Regions from separate parts of the Mus musculus genome. Here all the other regions are linked to region 2. A link is a loop called in an ENCODE intact Hi-C map of the cell type or tissue named here. Cell type or tissue: gastrocnemius. All regions are shown on one strand.

The links. Hi-C counts contacts between places; a loop is a spot of excess contacts. Peaks named below come from ENCODE experiments on the same cell type or tissue, not always from the same donor. Only the 100,000 strongest peaks of a DNase experiment are listed, where the experiment ranks them.
Region 1: it touches region 2 in a loop (3-fold over the local background); 2 of 42 quality-filtered maps call a loop at or near these places.
Region 3: a loop joins it to region 2, with 2.9 times the contacts of the local background. A loop is called at or near these places in 2 of 42 quality-filtered maps.

What each region holds. Positions count from the first base shown.
Region 1 is chr9:77,156,964-77,164,963 of GRCm38, reverse strand. It overlaps Mlip (muscular LMNA-interacting protein), which reads left to right. Exons shown (of 11, transcript NM_001368955.1): 8 at 71-199. Among named protein-coding and RNA genes, the nearest start is that of Mlip, 91 kb to the left of the region's middle. In gastrocnemius, no CTCF peak of the experiment used is centred here; a DNase peak (open chromatin) is centred at 3,008.
Region 2 is chr9:77,373,357-77,381,356 of GRCm38, reverse strand. All of the region lies in intron 3 of 5730403I07Rik (RIKEN cDNA 5730403I07 gene), which reads left to right. Among named protein-coding and RNA genes, the nearest start is that of 5730403I07Rik, 22 kb to the left of the region's middle. In gastrocnemius, CTCF peaks have their summits at 1,530 (motif pointing right) and 4,047 (motif pointing right); DNase peaks (open chromatin) are centred at 1,539, 3,457, 3,627 and 4,037; H3K4me3 peaks cover 643 bases.
Region 3 is chr9:77,118,422-77,126,421 of GRCm38, reverse strand. The region is part of intron 9 of Mlip (muscular LMNA-interacting protein); the gene reads left to right. Among named protein-coding and RNA genes, the nearest start is that of Tinag, 77 kb to the right of the region's middle. In gastrocnemius, no CTCF peak of the experiment used is centred here; a DNase peak (open chromatin) is centred at 4,542.

The sequences.
Region 1 (8,000 bases), 220 kb after region 2:
ACAATAATCATACTTACTCATTTTAATAGTATTTTCTCCTCTATTTTAAAAACATTTCTCCTTTACGAAGACTAAGCCTGGAGTAATTCGTCCAGTACCTGTAAAATCCAAACTACTCCTGAGAAAGGATGAAGAAGTTTATGAGCCCAACCCTTTCAGTAAATACCTTGAAGACAACAGTGGCCTGTTTTCTGAGCAGGTGAGCATCTGCATAAGAAAGTGTGTCATATTATAACTGCCTGTATAAAGTAACAATAGAATATGTGCACGAAAATATGTTTAATAGGTTCTATCCCAGATAATGGAACAGGGAAATGTGTGTCCAAATGGAAATTCATATCCAAGAGTATTATTTTGAAGCACCTCAAAGCTTTTCTTTTTTTCCAAAAAGTAAAAGAAAAGCAATATCTATACATTGTAGGTATTGTATGGGAATCTGCAGTATTCATCTCAAGACCTCATGAGCATGCGGATGATCATATGCTGCTGAATTATTATTTCTGAGTCCAGCTTATTTTGAGAATATATGGTATTTTAGATTTGTTAGAGTTGGCAACAATCCTATTGTCCCAATGCATTTTATATTATGTGTGTGTGTGTGTGTGTGTGTGTGTGTGTGTGTGTATGTATGTATTTTATAGTATAATTGAAGGGTGATGTAATCCTTTTAGCTTGAGAGTGCTAATTACTGTATAGGGCTCAGGTAACTTCATGACTGTGTGTAAAGAATGCATGCTCTGTTTGCATTGTAAGTGCTAAATGCTGCAGAAAGGAGAAATGAAAACTGTCAATGGGGACTTTCTACAATAATAGGAAAATATAATAATACAATTGCACATAATATAACACTTCAGGGCCCAGAGAGATGGCTCATCAGTTAGGAACATACACTGATGCTGCTGGGGACCCAGGTTCAGTTTCCAGTACCCACATGGTGGCTCACAAACATCTGTAATTCTAATTCTAGGGACCTAATGCCTTCCTCTGTTTTTCCTGAGTACTGCGCACACATGGTGCGTGTGCACGTGCATGCACATGCATACGTGCACACACATACATGCTGCAAGCCAAACTCTCATGTACATAAAATAAAAATAAGTTAAATCTTTAAAATGTATATAAAAGTTTGTTTATCCACCAAAATGAAATTGTACAGCTTGATTTGTCTTATTAAATGCAAGAACTAGGCATGAGCTGTACTTTTTCTTAATCTTAAGCATTAAGTGGCTAAGCAATGTTAAATAGAAAAAATACTGTAAGAACACACAATCTCATCACATTTTATATTTGGTAATGAATATATTTATAAAAGAATATAAGTATAATATCCTCTTTAAACATTTAATTCAGAAACTACAGCTAGCAATATTCTTGAAATGTAAGCTACATTTGTATTTATAAGATTGAGGGATATTTCATGTGCCATGTGTGAGCTCTTTGACCCTGGAAAGATTGTCTCCCCATGACTTCAGTTTCTCAATGTGTGCAGTAAGCTGTGAGGATCAAGCTCTTTTCATCAATTATTTACTCTCCAAGATTTGGGTTAGGTTAAATCATTGATCAGCCCTGACTAGCTCTTAAGTCTTTATGTAATCTTGGAAATGTTCATCATACATACACTCTCATGAATAACTACTGATTTTATTTATATAATAAGATTGAAGATGGATGAATAGTCTCTAGCTGTGGTTCTAGCTCCTGAGGGCTGAGGTGATACAACTTCCTGATGCATGAGTTCAAGTCCAGACTGCACAGCATAGTGAGATTTCACATAAGAAGTGAGAGGAAAATAAAGATTAAAATATTTTCAGTTATTTATGTTCATTTGAGAGATTTCTGTTTTTTATAAGTTTGAGCCTTTAAAGAGGTTAAGAGGCAGTTTATTTTCATTTGGCTATAAATCTTATTGTTATGTAATTTATCATTATTAATTCTATACATTACAGAAAGAGAAATTAGGAAAACAGATTTCATTGTCAACGAAAACGGGGGGGGGAACCCATATTGTTTGTACAACACTAACATTTTTGAAGACTAATGTGAACTTTTGGATTTGAAAATCATTGTAAAACGTTATTAGAATATAATGTAGTATTTATATGGAAACAAACTGAAGATATTAAATTAAATTTTGTGAATTATTATCTATGCACATTAGAGTCCTCAGAATTTGATTAGCTGCTTTAAGATAAAGATTTTTACCTTTTATGTAATCTTGAAACTTAATTTTTCTTCAGGCACGCTCCCTTGTGCACTTCAGGTTAATCTGCCTGTAATTTATCACCTTCATTGTCTGTGGAATGATGAATTCCATTTCTGTACAGGAAATTCTTGTCATTAAAAAGAATTGTCGTTTTCTTTTTCATTCTTCTTTTGTGGTTAGACAAGTTGAAAACATTGTTTATGTTACAGCTTACATCTGTGTATTTCCAGATAATTGGATGAAAATTTTGTCTGTTTTTTTTCTTTAATATTGTAGACCACAGGCACAATTGTGTTTAAATTTTTTCATTAATTAATTCTTTCCTACATCTTTACTTGAAGGTAGGACATCTGACTTAATAGGACACTACAGAATATTAAGAACTGAAAGAACCTAGCATCCTACTTACATGTGAATTCCAAGGCTCTCTTAGCATCATATGCAGGCAGGGTAAGAGAGGACAAAGCCTAATAGAATCCTGAGCCACAAAAGCCCCCTATGCTCAACTGCCTTCTATACATTGAGTAGTATTTATAAATTCTTTACATCCAGAATCTACAAGGAAGCAGATTACAAAGTTAGGTCATACATGGACATAGTTAAGTCCACCCAGGAATTCAATGGTTACCAGTGACTCGTGATGCTGGCATTGCTACCTCACTAGAACTCCACATGAAGACGTTCACATTCAGCTCCAGGCACTACTGTTCTCTTTCAATCTGCCATAGAACAAATTGAATGTTTCCAAACTTGGTTGATCTCATTCGCCCATGTAATAGAAAATTTCTTAGGCAGGCAGCTGGCCAAATTGAAGCAGCTCACATTCACTAATCTCCCTTGTACCGGGGGCAGTTCCGCATGGCAGGACATGTTGGATGGGATTGCTAAGTTCATAAATTTTCCCCAGCAGTTTCACTGCCATAAAATATGATTTCCAAATGCTGTTACAAAATGTCAGATGCTAAAGATGATGAGACAAGGCAGAGATGTATGTATTGTAGCTCAAAGAGATTTAGCTGGGCAGCCTACTGAACAGATTAAGAGCTGACAAATTGTCTGCAAATAGCCTCCCAGTACTGAAAGCAAAGTTTGAGACTAAATGAGAAATCTAGTAATTGAGACTTATTATTTAATGATTTTTTTACATCAAGATGTTCTAGGGAAGAGAGTATCATTTTGCATTAGATGGATTTAAAAAAAAAAAACCTCTTTTTTAAGTAAAGCTTATGTGTTTCTGATCCACTCCAAATCCATTATTATATCAATTTATGATCCTTTTGAATTATTACAAAATATCTTCACATTCTACCCTAAATATACAGATTTATTCAGACGTGCAGTGATGGTCATGTACTCTGAAGAATGCTGCTATTGGTAACTTAAGGCAGAGGTAGAAATAATTACTGGGCTATTTGGCCCAGTGAGCGTGTGGCAAGTGCAGAGATCTGAGATGAAGTGGTATTACATTGTTTTGATGACTTGTGAGCATCAAAGCTCACAGTGCAAAGCAATGACTTGCTGATCATGTGACCTATTAGTTTGCTAAAGGTAACTTCTCCACTGAAAAATTTCATTTTAATATAAAATACAATATCTTAACTCAGTCTTATAAGGCAATATGTAAAACACCTTTTCTCCTTATATTAATAATGTAGCTCCTGAGATTAGATACGTTATTGCCTCCTTAAGGCTTTAAAGAACCAGCATGAAGGTCTGGACTGAAACCAAGGGAGACTGCTATTGTTTTATCTGATTTTCCAGAGACACCTTCTTTTTCTTTATGAGAAATAGTGTTTCCCAGCATGCCTGGCCCTTCCATTTCATTTTCCTTCTGTCCTGTTTCAGTGGAGAAGAGAATATGTTTTGGTTAAAATGACCATTTAGAGCAGTGGTTCTCAACCTGTGACCCCTCACGAGGTGGAATGACCCTTTTACAGGAGTTGCTTAAGACCATTTGAAAAAAAAACACACACAGATTTTTATAATATCAAAAGGTCACAGCATTAGGAAGGTTGAGAAGCACCAAGTTAGAGGATGCCATCTTTGGCACTCACAGAAACTAAATAGGATCATTGTGGGAGAAATCGCCTCCATGTATCCTTCTCATCCCCTCTCCCCTGATATTTTTAAACATTCAACTTTTCCCCCTTCCCTCTCAATTTCTCTGTTTGATGACAATGTGAGAAACTTTCAGATTGCCGTTTGATTACCCACGAAGTTATATATTGACTATGACCTTCAGCTGCCCTTCCTTGTTCCACCCAGGTGAAATAGCAGGCAAATATCTTTGTCACAGATAAGATGAACAATGCCTCCTTTTACACTGAATGTCATAAATTACCAAGTTTTTTTTTTTTTTCAAAAGTCATTTCAATCAAGGTGGCTTGGTTTCTTCTGTCATAAATGTTCCTTCTAACATGACTAAGCTTTGACTCATCTCTCCAGGTAAGATGTTTATAAGAACATTTTTTTAGGTGTAGAAATGACTAAATGACTTGGACCATTTTAAGGAGTGAGAAACAGAATACTGTTTAGTGTTACATTGACTTTGGAAGGTTTAGCCTAGAAGTTTGGCATCTCTCAAATAGTGCTATCATTGTGAATGTTTCTTCTGTCCTTCCTCTTTTCTTCCTCCCTTCATTTCCCCTCTTCACTTTGTATATATAAGAAGGAATTCATCATGAATATACTGGTTAGTATATATAATAGATAATTTGTTATACATCTAATAAACTAACTTACTCATTTGCATTTTTTGAAAAATGCCCTTTTAAAATAATATTATTTCTCCTCCAGGATACAATCAGATACACTCACTTCATATTTAAGCTTCATTATTCTTCTTTGACATTAAATTTTCCTTGACCTTGTCTTCATATCAAAATGGAAAAATCATAACAAAGGAGCTGTAGTTTTTGTTGCCAGCATTTATGTTGCTAAGGGAGACTTTTTATTTTCTGTTTCACTTTACCTGATGTATGTAGGGATAAGAATCTTCAAGAGACTTTTCCTCTTTAATTGTTTTTGTTTTTAAGCATACACACTAAGAAGTTCAGCTTGTTATGTCTGCTGTCATAGTATGAGGCAATAGTTACTTGGTGTTAACCCTCATTCAACAGGGAAGAATATCACCATGAAAGCTTTCAATAGATGTGTCCTGAAACCTGGGTAGCCCATGATGCTCCTGAATCTTTATTCAAGGGGCTTGAGAATATTCAGGACCTCTCACAGAAAGTACAGTTTGGTTTTAAATAAGAGCCTTGTCAAAATAGATTTTCTAAATTCCATTTTGGTTTTGATCCTAAAACTATTAAACGAAAGAACCCCAAAAACTGAAGACAACTGTATCAAGTGGATGCTATTCACAGGCGAGAGCATTAGAGAACTTGACCAGTTGGTGGAAGAATGTTTCCCCACAGGAGTCTCTATGACAGAAGGTCCCCTTGAACTTGGTGTCTGCAGAATGTTCTGATCATATGCCTTCAGAATATTTATGACTTCTTGTTCAAGATGGGATCTGATCTCCCTCTCTGCACAGTTCCTATCCAAAGCTTTACTGGAAAAATTTTCAGATGCCCATTAAAAGTGTACATAGGAACAGAGGAACAGAGAGTTTGCTGTGAGGTTGTGTCTCCTAGTCATGGCAGAAGATACGCCCTTCAAGTCTCACCAACATAAGACGGAAAAAGGCATTTTAAAAGCCATATATGTTTTTCAGGGACTTGTAACCAACCTCAGAGGGGACTTGTGGAGACAGACATGATTCCTTGGACTCACTGCTTAGTCAGTATAAACTAATGTGTGAGCCCCTGGACACTGAGAGCTTCTGACTCAATAAACTAGGTGGGTGGCATATGCATGCATATACTTGTACAGCACACACACTCACACACAACACATACACACAATTAGGTAGTTGTGTGCGTTAACTTCCTCTCTCTATTGTATTCTTTTTTTTCCATTTTTATTAGGTATTTAGCTCATTTACATTTCCAATGCTATACCAAAAGTCCCCCATACCCACCCCCCCAATCCCCTACCCACCCACTCCCACTTTTTGACCCTGGCGTTCCCCTGTACTGGGGCATATAAAGTTTGCGTGTCCAATGGGCCTCTCTTTGCAGTGATGGCCGACTAGGCCATCTTTTGATACATATGCAGCTAGAGTCAAGAGCTCCGGGGTACTGGTTAGTTCATAATGTTGTTCCACCTATAGGGTTGCAGATCCCTTTAGCTCCTTGGGAACTTTCTCTAGCTCCTCCATTGGGAGCCCTGTGATCCATCTATTAGCTGACTGTGAGCATCCGCTTCTGTGTTTGCTAGGCCCCGGCATAGTCTCACAAGAGACAGCTACATCTGGGTCCTTTCGATAAAATCTTGCTAGTGTATGCAATGGTGTCAGCGTTTGGATGCTGATTATGGGGTGGATCCCTGGATATGGCAGTCTCTACATGGTCCATCCTTTCATCTCAGCTCCAAACTTTGTCTCTGTAACTCCTTCCATGGGTGTTTTGTTCCCACTTCTAAGGAGGGGCATAGTGTCCACACTTCAGTCTTCATTTTTCTTGAGATTCATGTGTTTAGCAAATTGTATCTTATATCTTGGGTATTCTAGGTTTTGGGCTAATATCCACTTATCAGTGAGTACATATTGTGTGGGTTCCTTTGTGAATGTGTTACCTCACTCAGGATGATGCCCTCCAGGTCCATCCATTTGGCTAGGAATTTCATAAATGCATTCTTTTTAATAGCTGAGTAGTACTCCATTGTGTAGATGTACCACATTTTCTGTATCCATTCCTCTGTTGAGGGGCATCTGGGTTCCTTCCAGCTTCTGGCTATTATAAATAAGGCTGCTATGAACATAGTGGAGCATGTGTCCTTCTTACCAGTTGGGGCATCTTCTGGATATATGCCCAGGAGAGGTATTGCTGGATCCTCCGGTAGTGCTATGTCCAATTTTCTGAGGAACCGCCAGACTGATTTCCAGAGTGGTTGTACAAGCCTGCAATCCCACCAACAATGGAGGAGTGTTCCTCTTTCTGCACATCCACGCCAGCATCTGCTGTCACCTGAATTTTTGATCTTAGCCATTCTGACTGGTGTGAGGTGGAATCTCAGGGTTGTTTTGATTTGCATTTCCCTGATGATTAAGGATGTTGAACATTTTTTCAGGTGCTTCTCTGCCATTCGGTATTCCTCAGGTGAGAATTCTTTGTTCAGTTCTGAGCCCCATTTTTAATGGGGTTATTTGATTTTCTGAAGTCCACCTTCTTGAGTTCTTTATATATGTTGAATATTAGTCCCCTGTCTGATTTAGGATAGGTAAAGATCCTTTCCCAATCTGTTGGTGGTCTTTTTGTCTTATTGACTGTGTCTTTTGCCTTGCAGAAACTTGGGAGTTTCATTAGGTCCCATTTGTCAATTCTCGATCTTACAGCACAAGCCATTGCTGTTCTGTTCAGGAATTTTTCCCCTGTGCCCATATCTTCAAGGCTTTTCCCCACTTTCTCCTCTATAAGTTTCAGTGTCTCTGGTTTTATGTGAAGATCCTTGATCCACTTAGATTTGACCTTAGTACAAGGAGATAAGTATGGATCGATTCAAATTTTTCTACATGATAACAACCAGTTGTGCCAGCACCATTTGTTGAAAATGCTGTCTTTCTTCCACTGGATGGTTTTAGCTCCCTGGTCAAAGATCAAGTGACCATAGGTGTGTGGGTTCATTTCTGGGTCTTTAATTCTATTCCATTGGTCTACTTGTCTGTCTCTATACCAGTACCATGCAGTTTTTA
Region 2 (8,000 bases):
GGTTTGGAAGCCATAGGAGTTGGTTCTCTCCTTGCTGGCTGTGGGTCCCGGGGTTAGAACTCAGGCCACCAGGCTGGTCACAAGTGCCCACTAAACCATGTTGCTGTGAGCCGACTATGCTGCAGATTCCATTCTGTCCGTGCTCCAGAGTTCATTCGGGTGGCATCCGGCAGAGCCGGGGCTGCAGCTCAGTGCAAGCACCGTGGCTGCCCTGTACTGGAGGCTACATTGCTCATTAGAGAGAAGAATCCCCAGTTCTGCTCTAGGACTGGAGTTAGACAGCTGTGAACCACTGAATCCTCTGGAAGAGTAGTCAACGCTTTTAACATCCGAGCCTCCTTGACATCCCCGTTGGCTCGGTTTATGAAGACCTAGAAAGAAGTCTCAAGTGGACGCCACCAAAATGTTACAATCTAGGGGACTTGATTTTTATTTTTTTTTCCTGCAGGTTAAAGAATTAAAAGGCAGGAAAAATACAGAGTACAGCAGATATCAGCCGGGGGAAAAAAACCAAAAAAAAAAAAAACTCAGACAGAGCAGACTAGAATCAGCCAGTCAAGAAAAGCTTTAACACACACACACACACACACACACACACACACACACACACACACACACACACACATACACACACACACACACACACACACCCACACCACGGGGGGGTGTGTGTGTGGGTATGCCCACACGGTGTGCCCGGCCTTAAACATCCTTAAAGGGTAAAGACAAGCTTTGGCTTTGCAGTGTGGCCTCAGAAATGTGGTTTGCACGACGGAGGATGTTTGCCTCCTGGGTAGGGCCTGGCGGAGCTCTCTACACACCCCACCAGCCAGCTAAAGGAGACAGCCAGCAAACAGCCGCGACATCCTCAGCCTTCTTCACTGGGTTGGTGGTCCAGCAGCTTCGATGTGTGGAAGTGGATGATCCCCTCTCGATTCCTCAGATTTCTTTAATGTTTTTTTTATTAGATATTTTCTTTATTTACATTTGAAATGTTATCCCCTTTCCTAGTTTCCCCTCTGAAAATTCCCTATCCCCTCCCCCTGGCACCCCAACCTACCCACTCCTGCTTCCTGGCCCTGGCATTCCTCTATACTGAGGCACAGAGCCTTCACAGGACCAAGGGCCTCTCCTCCCATTGATGACCGACAAGGCCATCCTCTGCTACATATGCAGCTAGGGCATTTTGCATCTGACTCTGACTCTGTCTCTGTCTCTGTCTCTCATATCTTGACTTTAATTTCCTATAAGCATATAATTATCACTACATTTTGAAGTAGGTTTTCTTTTTTTTTAAAGGAAATTTGGTATTTTTAGTGTAGGTACAGTTTATCTACTTTTCTAATGTTGTCTCCTCAGTCTTCCCATATCTGGATGACACATTGTGTGTGATGCTTACAGCACTCCTCCTATATAAATACCCCCGGGGCGTTTCTTTCCTGAAAAACGCAATTCTAGATCACATGCAGAAGATTGCGAAGGTAGTGTTAGCAGGTTTTGGAAGCTGACTCCTGGAGGTGACTGCATGGCAGAAGGTGGCCAGCAGGGGGCAGTCTCTCCCAGTAGAAGAGAGACGTTGTCTATAGCCATTTGCTTTTTTTTTTTTTTTTTTTTTTTTTGAAAGACTCTTTGAAGGAGCAAAACTGACTTCTTTTTTTTTTTTTTTTTTTTCCATTTTTTATTAGGTATTTAGCTCCTTTACATTTCCAATGCTATACCAAAAGTCCCCCTTACCCACCCACCCCCACTCCCCTACCCACCCACTCCCCCCCTTTGGCCCTGGCGTTCCCCTGTACCGGGGCACACAAAGTCTGCGTGTCCAATGGGCCTCTCTTTCCAGTGATGGCCGACTAGGCCATCTTTTGATACATATGCAGCTAGAGTCAAGAGCTCAGGGGTACTGGTTAGTTCATAATGTTGTTCCACCTATAGGGTTGAAGATCCCTTTAGCTCCTTGGGTACTTTCTCTAGCTCCTCCATTGGGAGCCCTGTGATCCATCCATTAGCTGACTGTGAGCATCCACTTCTGTGTTTGCTAGGCCCCGGCATAGTCTCACAAGAGACAGCTACATCTGGGTCCTTTCGATAAAATCTTGCTAGTATATGCAATGGTGTCAGCGTTTGGATGCTGATTATGGGGTGGATCCCTGGATATGGCAGTCTCTACATGGTCCATCCTTTCATCTCAGCTCCAAACTTTGTTTCTGTAACTCCTTCCATGGGTGTTTTGTTCCCACTTCTAAGGAGGGGCATAGTGTCCACACTTCAGTCTTCATTTTTCTTGAGTTTCATGTGTTTAGGAAATTGTATCTTATATCGTGGGTATCCTAGGTTTTGGGCTAGTATCCACTTATCAGTGAGTACATATTGTGTGAGTTCCTTTGTGATTGTGTTACCTCACTCAGGATGATGCTCTCCAGGTCCATCCATTTGGCTAGGAATTTCATAAATTCATTCTTTTTAATAGCTGAGTAGTACTCCATTGTGTAGATGTACCACATTTTCTGTATCCATTCCTCTGTTGAGGGGCATCTGGGTTCTTTCCAGTTTCTGGCTATTATAAATAAGGCTGCTATGAACATAGTGGAGCATGTGTCCTTCTTACCAGTTGGGGCTTCTTCTGGATATATGCCCAGGAGAGGTATTGCTGGATCCTCCGGTAGTACTATGTCCAATTTTCTGAGGAACCGCCAGACTGATTTCCAGAGTGGTTGTACAAGCCTGCAATCCCACCAACAATGGAGGAGTGTTCCTCTTTCTCCACATCCTCGCCAGCATCTGCTGTCACCTGAATTTTTGATCTTAGCCATTCTCACTGGTGTGAGGTGGAATCTCAGGGTTGTTTTGATTTGCATTTCCCTGATGATTAAGGATCAAAACTGACTTCTTGTATGTTTTAAGCAAACTGTTTTGTGGCTTACAGAGAAGCATCATCTCAGCCTGGTACAACTTCACAACCCGTGGTTCATACTGATTTTTCCCTTGTTAAAAACACTGACTGGGATATTGTCTGGGCATCTGAGCATCATTAAATAGGTGATTCGGATTTTAACTTTTTCTTGAAGGTGATTGATTCATGGCTGTGAATACAGGGCTAGAAGTGTCCCTTTGATATGAGCCTCATATCCCAGGTCCTGGAATTTTTAAGTTAATAACACATGTAGGGAAGAGATTTGTTTAATGATGCACAGCTGTAAAGGGCAAGATCAGAATTAGGGCCAACACATCCAGTTCTTCATGAAGCCTGAGCACTGGGCTGGAGCACTGAGTTAGAGCACAGAGCGACCAGTGACTTCCTTGACCTTGGCAATTGTCTGGAACCAGTAATCCGTCCTGAGAATTGACATGCTCAGAGAGAGGGGCAAAAACAAACACTGGTCTCTGGCAGGCTGACAGAATCCACACATGCTCGACAAATGATTATCTTCGGTGTGAGTCCCTTGGCAATGAAGGACAGCTCTAGCCCGTAGCTGGGTGATAAAGATGATCATGCTAGAGAAGGAAAGAAACTCCCAGGGGAAGCTTGGCTCAGGAGGGTGTCTCGTGCTTCTTCGCCATTGCGGTTGCTTTTGCCGTGGGCAGCCACAATAAGAAAGGGGGCATGCGAAGTGTGCTGTTCACATAACAACTAGAGAGCCCATGCTGGCTGGAGCTTAGAGTCCAACTACCTGGCGAGCCAGAAATCACCCTGGTTTCTGGAGTTCAGCCTGGTAAGTTTGCTCCGCTGCCACCCCACCAGCTGCCTTTTATCATAGGGATCCCTACCTAGGGAGGGCTGAAGTTTGAGGCCAAGGACCAGAAGCTAATGGTGGCTTTCCAGATGGAAACCTTGGCTGATAAAACTAGATTTAATAAACATGGGAACAAGCCCACGGCAAGACTCCTGGAGCTCACTTCCTTGTGTTTTTAAACGTGGTGGTTTGGGACTGCTGAGTGACTTTGCCAGGGAATGGTACTGCTTTGGATGGAAGTGGCTGGGTTGTGTGCCCCGTGGAGTCGGTTCCACAGCAATGCAGAAATCGTGGTGTCTGGTCCTTTCTGGCCAGCAGGGGGAGTGTGCCCCACATCCGGATGGTCGGTGTTACTTCCTGTGCCTCCCCCCACTCCAGCGGGAGCCGTCAAGCCCAGAGTGGCCTGCCTGAGGTGACTCGACTTTCCCCTTGGCTTAATCCATCCCTGGCCCAGTCCTGCCCAGATAATCGATCCTACATCTGCTTCAGCATCTGCAATAAGTAACTTGTCTCATTTGTTTGGAGAACATTCAGTGGGGAAAAAAGTAACCGGACCCATAAAGTAAGCCTATAATGTCCCCCGGGGGTATTTCCCCTTTATGAGAGAGACAAGCTTTGTTTTCTCAATGTCTCAGAAGGGAGAAGTTGTCTAGTGTTAATATGAGGGTTACTTACAGTAGACTGACTCTCAACATGCTCACTCAACTACATTTTACAAGGGGGAGAAAAGGCTACTCAACTTTCTAGTAGGATCCAAGCACCCCCGGTATCACGTAGGTATTGTCGGCGTAAAGCCCATGTGTCTCTCCTCACCCACCCCTGCCCCTGCTGAGAAATCCTGCAGGACTCTAGGAGGAGCTTGATGAAGTGAGAGAGGGGAGGAAGGAGACATGGCTTCAGCCTGTTGCCCTGGCAACTTTGGTTCTCCCTCTTCCTGAGTCAGCTCTTGACCTTTTAATTTTCTGAGTAAGTTGGTCGGAGACTGTTTAGGATCTATGGGTTGGATGGGAAGAGGGGAACCGTCTGCAGGAATCAATGTTTATTTACCTGTTTGTGAGGCGGGGTCTCATGTGTCCTAGGCTGGCCTTGAACTCTCTGGATAGCTCTGGATGACCTTGATCTCTGATCCTCCTGCCTCTATCTGCCAACTGCTACAGTTACAGGCAGGCATACACCCCTGAAGACTGGCGGAATAAACCATCTTGCCTTGAAGGTGCTATAGAAACACCAAGAGGAGTTAACAGCCAACCAGTTTGTGGCTTTGGTATTTTGACTTTTGAGCAGTTGAGGATGGACATAAGCTACACAGAACCTACAAAGCGATGGACATGCATGAGCAGGCACGTTACGTGAAGTGTGAAGCATGTGTAGCTTAGCAGAGGGAGCAACTCAGTCCAAGTCAGATTTAGAACTGGCTTTAATATGGTGTTGTGTCAAGATCTCCTGGGTACCACAGGGACTGGATTTGGGGTGTATGTTAGGGCAATGATAGCATCTTGTCCTTATGAGTATTTCTTATTAGAACCACCCAAAAGAAAGAGTTGTATTAAAAAGCTTGTGACATGACTTAGTCTTCAGTATTGCAGGACAATGAAAAGCCACATCTGTGGCTCTCGCTTGGAAATCTTATTATTAAGAGCGAAGACTTAAAAAAAGCGCATGAGAACACCTCCAAGAAATGTTAACTTCATTTGTGGGATTTACCAGTCACAGTGATGTGTGAATACAGTTCTGCCAAGATATGTGGCGTATGTTTTACTCAGTGCCTCATGGCTGCTGCTCTGTGGACTCCTAATGCGGACCCTTTCAAGTTTATCTGCTGTGTGAGAAGGAAGCCACCAACTTCTTACAAAAAGAAAACATCTTCCTCTCGATTACGGTTTAAAGCTTTCTAAAATATTTCCTCACAAAGTCGCCAAGGAAGTGATTTTAGAACTACCCGTTTTTAAACTTTTCCTTTCAGTTCGAATTCCGAATGGACATTCTAGATGTCAGCTGAGAGGTTTTCATTCCAGGCCACCTCACCTGGGCAGCTCACGGTCTCTGATCTGTGGGCCTATGGTAAGCTGGCTGGCTCCCTTGTGATGTTGAGTAGAAAAACCATCAGTCAGCTTGGGTCCAACATGGTTCCTCCGTGTTCCACTCTTTGACTTTTAAAGGTTTCTTTTCTTACTCCATTGCCAGCCTTCATCTCTGCTTATGCTTTTTCCTCCTTTATCCCCACCCCCCGTGTGTGTGCGTGTGTGTGTGTGTGTGTGTGAGAGAGAGAGAGGGGGGTAAGAGAGAGGGGTGTGAGAGAGGGTGTGTGAGAGACAGTGTGTATGTTTGTGAGAGAGAGAAAGAGAGAGAGAGAGAGAGAAAGTATGTGTGAGAGGCTCTGTGTGTGTGTGTGAGAGAGAGAGAGAGAGAGAGAGAGAAAGAGAGAGAGAGAGAGAGAGAGAGAGAGGGAGACAGAGTGTCTGTGTATGTGTGCGTGTGTGTGAGAGAGAGAGGGTGTGGGTGTAAAAGAGGGTGTGGGTGTGAAAGAGAGAGAGAGAGAGTGTGTGTGTGTGAGAGGGGGGAGAGAGTATGAGAGTGTGTGTGAGAGACAGATGTATGTGTGTGTTTGTCTGTGTTATCTCCTAGAATGGGAAAGATTTCAGCTCACGAGAAGTGCTGGTCACACTTTAGAGAGGTCTCGATTGCACTTAATGTACAGTTTTTTACCTGAGAGAAAGGCTGTTGTTCAGCTGTGTCTTCTCCACAGCTCAAAGCAGGGGGCCGAAAGCACCATTTTTCAGCAGTTACTAAATCATAGAAAAGTGTGACATGTGTCTGGGGAGAACAGGGCAATTCCGAGAGGGTTTTATTCTCCCTGTTATTTCTTTAAGCTTTGAGTATCAGTGCTCAGTTTTAAGTTCCCATGGCGGATGCTCTTATTTTATCGGAAAACTTCAGTGAAATCTCTCAGTGCTGTTATCCAGGGTAGCTTGCAGAACCCAGCCAAGTCTTCCCAGTCCCTCCTCTTTGAGGTCTCCCTTCCTCTGTACTTATCAGATCCTTAGAACTGGCTTCATGGAAGTTAAATATTAGTAATAAGAAAGCCAATACCCCCCAGGGCCCAGAGATTAAGTATCATCCTGGGGTTTGATAGTCAGTCTTTGAAAGGTAAGAACAAACCATGAGCCAGTTGAATTCATTGGAAGGAGTCAGACTGGAGGACAGGGAAGACGGGGAGAATGTTGAGGACGGGGAGGACGGGGAGGATGGGGAGGACAGTGTCCCCAGAGGTTCTGAGTCCTGAGCACCTTCGGGCCACAGAAAATTCCTTTTCTTCCCCGTACATCACCGAGACAGCTCATTTCATTAGCAGTGATTTTGCCACCCTTGACAGACTGATTTATCTTCCAGCCTAAGCAAACATTACCTCTCTCCATTCTATCGATGGTTAATCGAGCCAACCAAAAGACTGGATGACTTTTAACAAATGGCTGTTTATTTTCCTTTGTGTTTTGAAAAATATTCCTCAAGTCACACATTCTACTGATGAGGCAGATGTCACTTCTTGAAGACATATGTGTATGATGTATATGCATGTGTCTTTTTGTCTAGAAGTAATTTCACGTTTATGGAAGTTTCTTGAGTAAGAATAGCATAAAGAACAGTATTTCACCAGTCCTCAGGGTCCATGCCCTGGTGACGTCATCTCTACCTGCTAGACTGTTTGTTTCCCGGTCCTATTCTTTCCTTTCTTTCTCTCTCATGCGCACATGCAATGACATGCCCCTTCAGGGAAGGCACCAGTTTGAGTGAACATGTCAGTGATTCTTTAATTTACAGTGTAATGCCCTTCCATCCCGCTAATGTGCAATGTGGCTTACTTTTGCCTCAGCGCAAACTGTAGCCAGGAGGCGCGTTCCACATCCCTAAAACATTTCTGCAGACTTTTCCCACTTTTATGGCATTGAAAGTTTTGTGGCAAGGGTAGAAGACTCCTCTCTCTATGACTTTGTCTGAATTTCTTCACCACTAGAGTCAGGCTGTATCATGATGCCAGGATATAGCCATTTCTGAAATGCGCGCTTCTCAGAGAGCCAGTTCACCCTGTGGGTAATGCATTTTCAGCACGCAAAACGGCTGCACCAATTCTCAAGTTGTAAATGATCATCATTTTCCCCACTGCAAATGGTCTACAGAGAGACACGTTAAGACTGTGTGGCCATCAGCATCTTCACCTCAATGTCCCCTTAGTGTTAGCATTTGTGGAGGATGCTTGCCTGAGCCAGCCGG
Region 3 (8,000 bases), 250 kb after region 2:
TGACTAAGGAAGGATGCAACCCGGGAATGTGAGGAAAGAAGCAACAGTCTGGCCCTTGCTGGGTGTGAGAGAGCAGGAGGAGGGGAGACAGCAACTCAGAATCATAACATGAACTCCGGACAGAGTCTGCATTTATTATTAACCCTATAATGCTTCTTGTAATCTGTCTCCAGACCTCAACATTCGTTTGTCAGCCATAGCACTAAAGGTTAGTGGATAAAAGTATTTACTATTCTGGCAAAAAATGAACACTGAATACAGCCCAGCAAGTCAGGGGAGGAAGAGGTAGGAGAATTGCTTAAGCCTCAGGGCTTTAAGAACAATCTAGACAGCAAGATGGGAGGAGGAGGAAGAGGAGGAAGAAGAGGAGGAAGAGGAGGACGAGGACGAGGAGGAGGAGGAAGAGAAGAAATAAAAACAAACCAAAAATAATAAACTTTGGCAGTCACTTTACTAAAAAAGGTTATTTTGAAACTTGGAGGCAAAACTGCCTGTAACTACCTCATTAATCATGCTTGCTACTCTCTGACTGTATACACAAGTAGAAACCTGTCTGAGAGAATAAACCAGGGTAATTTATTTTTGATCAACATAGAGATAAATGGCCTTGCTCTCAATTTGAAAACTTTTCTGACAATTTTTGGAGGTAATGTGAATTGGATAACTATTAGGTTGCATCAGAAGAGAAAAATCTTTGTGGTGGGTGGAATGGGATATTTTATCAAACTCAAAATGGGTTTTTAATGTTCAGAGACTTTTCAGGAACGCGGAGCAGAGGCAGTGTTTTCGGATCCTAAATTGTTTTCAGAATGGATGGACTCTTTCAATATGTTCATTAAGAACGTTCTGTTCAACTGGCTAAATCAGAGTAATTGGACTTTTAGCATGAAAAATGAATGTCAATGAGCAGGTATTTTAACAGATGCACTTGTGCGATTGAAGCATCAAAGCTCTTTAGTTCTGTTCTTCAGCAGCAGACTGAGTAGTTCACCACCCTGGGAACCTCTGTGACGATTCGCCGTATGGAATGGGAGTGTCTCTAAGTGCTTGTTGTCATCCTGAAAATGTTTTAAATTTAATTACAGACCGGTTGACTTATGTTTTTCTTCTGGGAAGCTGAGAACAATTCATTCTTTTAATCCTAGTTCTCTTTTTGGCTTAATCTTAGTGACAAAAACATCTGTCCCTGAGCTCATTTGTTGTGTGGTGTTAGACACGTAGTATCTAAATGAAATATTTCATTGTGACATATTTGCTTTTTGCTTTTTCCTTTGTTGGTTTTTATTGAAAATAATGTTTTTATACAAAGTGTTCTGATTACAGTTTCTTTTCCCCAACTACTCCCTGATCCTCTCTTCTTCCCCAACCACCCAAATCCTCACTTTTTCTTTCTCTCTTTCATTAGAATACAATAAGCATCTAAAAACCTAATAAAACAAGATTAAACTAAAACAAACAAACAAGAGGGAGACATAGCACAACAGCCAAAAACAAAAAAAAAAAAAAAACAAACCAAAAAACAAAAAACAAAAAGCAGAAAAAAAAGAGCCAAAAAAAAAGCCCAAGAAATACATATAAATAAAGATATACACGTGTTCACACACAAAGAGATCCACTATTGCAGGACCAGAAACTGTTGGCCTACACTCTATGGAGGTGTGGCTATTTAAGCACTAATACTGTACTGGCAGAGAGTGAAGAGCTCATCACCAGTCTCATATTTTGTAAATATGTGTTCCTTTCTCACCTGCCTAAGGCAATGTAGAATTGTATCTGATTAGCTTTAATAAAGAGCTGACAGCCAATAGCTGGGCAAGAAGCAGAAGGTAGAACTTCTGGGCAGAGAGAGGGACTCTAGGAGAAGAGACCAGTGGTGGGAGATTTACCAGCAACTCTGGGATGGACAGATGGACCAGAGTAGAGCAGAGAGGTAGACCTGGTCACATGGTGGGACATAGGCCAGAATGAATCAGGATAGAGTAGTCAGAAGACTGCCAAGCTAAGGCCTAAGATTTAAAATATCAATATTTTATATTGTAGTTAATAATTTTATATTAATATAAAGTATTAATAAGTTTCTGTTTCATTATTTATATCACTGGCAGGTCTGTGAAAGCCTCACTTTAAGATACAATGTATATGAAATGAATTTGTAAGACGGAAATAGCTCTGACAAAGAGCTATCACAAATACCGTTGAATTTGCTTTGTGATGGCCATAGTACTCTTGAGCACCGGGCTTGGCCTTAAAAGTATTTATAGATTTAGTGAAACCCCATTAGAAAAAAAATAATATTTTACTTGTGAGTTATCATTTGGAGATAGCTTCTGACTTAGGGATGGGGGCTTATGTCTACTCCCTTTCTCAGTGCTGGAAACATATCTAGCTCTAACTTGGACAGGCTCTATTCATGCTGCCGTAGTGTCTGTGAGTTAATGCGCCCATTAGTTCTGCAGTTTGGAAGGTCTTGTTCCTTGGTGTCTTCTCTCCTCTTTTGGCAAGTTCCCTAAAGCCTGAGGGGATGTATTTGTTGAATATATCTCTTTTAGGACTGAGTATTCTAAGGTCTCACTCTCTGAGCATTGTTCAGAAAAGTTGTGGGTTTCTGTATTTATTCTCATATACTTCAGGAGAAAGCTTCTCTAATGATGGCTGAGTAAGACACTGATATAGCAGAAGGTCATTAGGAGTTATTTAACCACTGTGTTCATTTAGCAGAGTGTTAATAGTTGGTTTTCCTCTAGGCCTGTGGCCTATCTAGTCTCCGGTTATTGATCACCTGAGCAGTGTGAAGGATGGTTTCTATTGTAGGGAATAGATCTTAAGTCTCATCAAATATTGGTTGGTTCCTTCCAAAAGTTTTGTGTCATTATTGCCCAGGTACATCTTGCAGGGAGGTCGCTCTTGTAGATCAAAGATTTTATATCTGGATTGCTGCTTATCTTTCTCCTTTGGTAGTAAACAAAAACGCATCAAACTAGAGACACCAGTTGTACCTCATTCCAATGGAGACAATCAGGGAAACAGAGCTTGCACTTCACAGCATGCACTTGGCCATAATTCTCAAGGCAACTGGGGTCAGGTTCTTCAGTAAAAGAGCCCAGGATAGGGCACAGTGTTTTGCTGGATTATTGAATAAGTGCTCTTTACAAATGTGTCCTGTAAGCAAGCGAGAGAATCCTAATTGGGTGGTAGGGTGGGGCAGGGAGAAAATGCAATTGTGCTCTTAGATAAATGCAAGCTTTAGATTGACACATAAGTACAGGGACCTAGGACATCAAAAGAAACTTGTCCACACATGAAGCAGGCACCCGCCTCCATCACTTTAGTCTGTTCTTGTTGGTGGCAGCAATTTAGGGAGGTGGGAACACACTCCCCAGTGAGTATTTGCTCAATTCAGTGAGACCTTGATGAGACCTTCAACTCTCTGTGCCCTTGCTTCCTATGTTTCTTTTACTATCATCCTGCATTTTTCTTTCCTATTTAAGAGAAATATGGAAAAGTTTTAAAGGAGGTTTTTTTGTTTTTGTTTTCTTGGCAAATATTCTGTGGTCTTTCTGCCTTGTATTGTTCACATTTAACAGGTGCTAAAATTCTATCTGATACCTTAGACAAATGTTGTATAGTAAAATGGATTTCCGACTTTTTGTTTGTTTATTACTTATTTTTTAAATTTTTCTTATTTTTTTCCCTTTGCTTCTTGAGTATGGGATTTTTGGCAAGGAACCACTGGGCCTTATTTAAGTGGTGCTGGTGGTGAGTCCCATGGTCTCCCTTGGGACATGCTTGGCAAACACAGCAAGTTGAGCTAATGTCCGCAGCCTACAATATTAAATACTGCTATTTTAATTTTCTAGATCTTACCCATTGAGATTGCTGAAACCCAATGCTAATGTGGAATTTTCCTACAAGATACTTATAATCAGTAAATAATCTACTTATCTTGGGGTTTGAATTTGAATAAAAGCTTCCCTGGTTGTTTGTGCTTCCAGAGAGAACACAGAATTAAAAGAAGACATGTTTTTCAAACGGGCAATCTCAGACTCTTTCAAATTTATTAGGAACAGACATGATCAAAAACCTAATTACAGTGTCTGGTGACAGAATTCAGTTTTGTAATAGCTTATAGGAGCAAGGGATACCTGGTGGCCAAACAGTTCTAAGGCAAAATAAAGCAACATAGTAAAATGTTGCCTATACCTTATGTAATTTTGATATATATATTGAAGCCATGCATAGAGGTATATGGCTAGAAGAGTAGGGGTTCAATGCCCACAAAGGGCGGGTAGGCACTTTATTTAGGGTAGCCCTTCTGTTATTGGTATTCAAATTATTTTAGTTTACCATTCTGCTACCCACTCATATACATTGTCCCTCCTCAGCAGTGCCTATCCTTCCTCAGCACTGCTGCTGAAGAGGAGCTCCTAGAAGACCTCCTGCTGTGGAGGAGGAGCAACAAAGCCCACCATGGGTCCATGAAGGGGGGTGGGAGATGGCCTGAGCCATTTCCTAATTATTACTCAGTCTAAATAGCTGTACAAGTACTCGGGACACTTGACAAAGCGCCAGGTTCTGGGACTGGTTTCCTACTGTTGGTAGGGAACTTCCTGTCAGTGAAAAAGATATAGATGGAGAGTGAGGAAAAGCAATTGGAGCTGGAAACTATTTTTGTAATTGAGACTTTATTATAGATCCATTTACTTTCTATTATGTGTCATACAAATAAAAGAGCAATTCTTGTATGGCACAGAAGATAAAGAATAGAGACAAAACAACTTGCCAATATTTCCTTTGTTAAAAAAATAGATATTTGGTTTGTGGTAGCAGTAGAGTATTGGGATATAAAAAAAGGACTGAAAATGATATTTTACTTTATGTGTAATTCTAAGCAACTATGTCCCTAAAGGAAAGAGAAGAACAGCAAAAATACTCCTTGTTAATTTCAATCTCAATTTCCAAAATCCATTTTTAACCCTAGAATGGTATTGGTATATAGATGTGTTTTGTTCCATTTTTTTTATTATTATTGCCTGGAAAGTCTGCACCAAGATAAAGTTAACAGTGCAGTTCTGTCCCTGAGGGAGTGGTTTTCTGCTTGAGAAGGGAACAGCTCCAGGTAAAATGTGAATAAACAAAAGGAAATGAAATTTATTTGTAAACAGACTGAACACAGCATGGACAGAAGCATTCCATTACTTCATAAGCTGTCCTTTAGAACATGGAGACGTAGACTATAGAGCACTGGCTGGGGAGAACGGGAATGTGCTGAGTTTTACTTCATAACATGGAACAGGAGACCAGAGCAGAAACCGTTTTTGTTTTCTTACTGTATCTCAAGACCTGAGATTGGAATGTGGTTACCAGCATTCCTCAGGGAGAGCTCGGTGGGCACAGAAAACAATGGACATCAGCCCCAAGTCCATATGTTGTCAGCTGAACGCATGACACCCAGCCAGCACACAGCAGAGCTCTGTAAAACTTAATAGTGTTTATAAAACGCCCAACCAAGGAGACCATGGAAGAACTAAGAACTGGTATTAAGGACCTCAGATCATGTTCACAGGGAGATTTGTTCCCTGTTTGAAGGCTGGAACTTGGAGCTCTGCTGTGGCCCAGAACAGAAAACTTCAAAAGGAAAGAACTTTCATTTGGAGATTGTGTCATTTCTCAATCAACAGTATTTTCTAAAGAATCATGGAACCAATAAACTGGCCAACTGCAAAAGAGACTTGAGACCATTTACATAAGGCTTAGCTTTTAAAAAATTGTCATGTATTAATCTTACAAAGTAATAAGTTTCATCGTGACATTTCCATAAATGCACATGATATGCTCCACTACATTTTCTCAAACCACCTCTCTTCCTTTCTAATCCTATTCAATATTTTAATTGACTAATTGATTATACTATTTATTATTATTTTAGTGGTGAAGGATAGAAAACCCAGAACCTCACAACCAGTAAGCAAATGTTCTATTGCTGAGCTATGCCCAGCGTGGGGTAAATTTTAAGAATTGGGAAACTGAGGCACGGAGAGGTTGTATAGGGCATCGGTGTGTAGACAAATTTGTAAGCCTTTGGACACCACCAAAATGTCTTCTTTGAAATACAAGAAATAGTTAAGCTATCTTCTAAGCAACTACTACTGTGGTCTTTTATGCCTTATGTAGCATCTAAGTTTTCTATCTTCCCTTTTTAAATTTAGCTTAAGTGAATTGAATGATTAGGGCATATAGCCTGTTCTCCTTTGGAAGTAGTGGCATTTCCCTATGGCACGTGGAGGCCAGTCTTTCATTGTAGACATATGGTGTACTGATTTTCACAAAGACAAACCCAGAGCACTGATGTGTTGTTGTGTTGCCCCCAGGCCTGGGATTATGAGTCATAGTTTTTTAGATGTTCAATTGCTAGGATATGGCAGGGCCTATCATCCAGCTGCCTGTAGTCTTTGGGGGGAAGTGAAACAAACTCTCATTTTACAGTGCTCATTCATTTAGAAAATTGAAGAGCTTACTCATTGACTTTGAAGTGGAGTTGATGCTTGCAAATAGCTCCACAGCAATTCCGTGACATGTTCTCAGTCACTCACCTTAGCCATTCCCTCTGAATTTCCTCCCTACATCCCAATCACCCTAATTAGCATTTCTTTTTTGTGAGTGGATCTACATGCATATTTCCTATTTCTTACTTTCAGGAGGTAACTTGGTTCCTTGGGATGCTTCCCTCATATCCTTCTTGACTGGTTTCAGATCTATTAGTACTAAGCCCTCACAACAATCAAGAACATTATCTCCCAATACATCATTATGTGTTTGTATTGTTATTATATTAATCATAATTATATAGTTTTTCAAATTTGTTTTGTTTTATATTTTTTGAGAGAGGATTTCTCTATGTAGCCCTGGCTGTCCTGAAACTAGCTCTGTAGACTAGACTGGTCTTGAATTCACAGAGATCCATCTGCCACTGCCTCTTGAGTGCTGGGATTAAAGTTATGTACCTCCACAGTCTACTTATTTTATTTATTATCATAATTATATAACCATAATTATATATCATATGTTGTGTAATTATATTATTATATTACATATAATATAATTATTAGCATAATATACTATAATAATGCAATATAATTAATATAATATGATATTCTATAGTTACTTTATTAATATAATATGATCATTAACATATTAATTAATATGTAAATATCAATGAGAACATAAATCATCTTTATCTCTCACACTCAACTGTAATCTCCTAGATCTGTATACTATTCACGACTATTTTAATGACAATTAGCAACATGTCTGACACATTAATAGGCATAAAATTAAAAAGATCCATAGTAAATAATTTTATTACACAACCGCCATGTAAGTTAATGGATTAGGCACAGTTGATTTTGAGTGCAGTCAACTGGAGGCCTGACTGGGCACAGTCTAAAGCACACTTTCCTTCTCTTTTCATAGGAGGATGTTGTTCATGGCCTCCCTAATCGAATTGCAGCAGCAGCAGCTGCTAGAAATGGAGAGTCTCAAGACCTTCTTGCTTCTTCCTGTGTACATATGAAACATTTATAGAATGTGCTCTGCACCGTGAAATGTTTGAAATCAGAGGCCAAGGCCCTATATGCTTTAGTTGACCAGGCAGATTTCCAATACAAGAGAAACAATTAGATTAGAGTCTGACCACAGACAGCCCCTGAACTTTCACCTCCTCATTATAGGGTTGACCAGACCATGTTGCGTAGGGATACTTCAGCTGCTTCTAATTTCTAAGGGGAGGCTGATTTGCAGACCTAGAAGATAAAAACCTCATGTGTAGACCTTTGCACAGTTCAAGAGAACCAGAAATAAGATGCTGTATGGAATCTGTGGAGTCAAACACCGACAAGTGAAGGCTTCTTACCAAAAAAAAAAAAAAAATCAAATGATATTTGAAAAAAGAATCAAATAGAGCCCACGTGTTGTTCTCCCTGCAGTGCTCCATGTGTGATGTC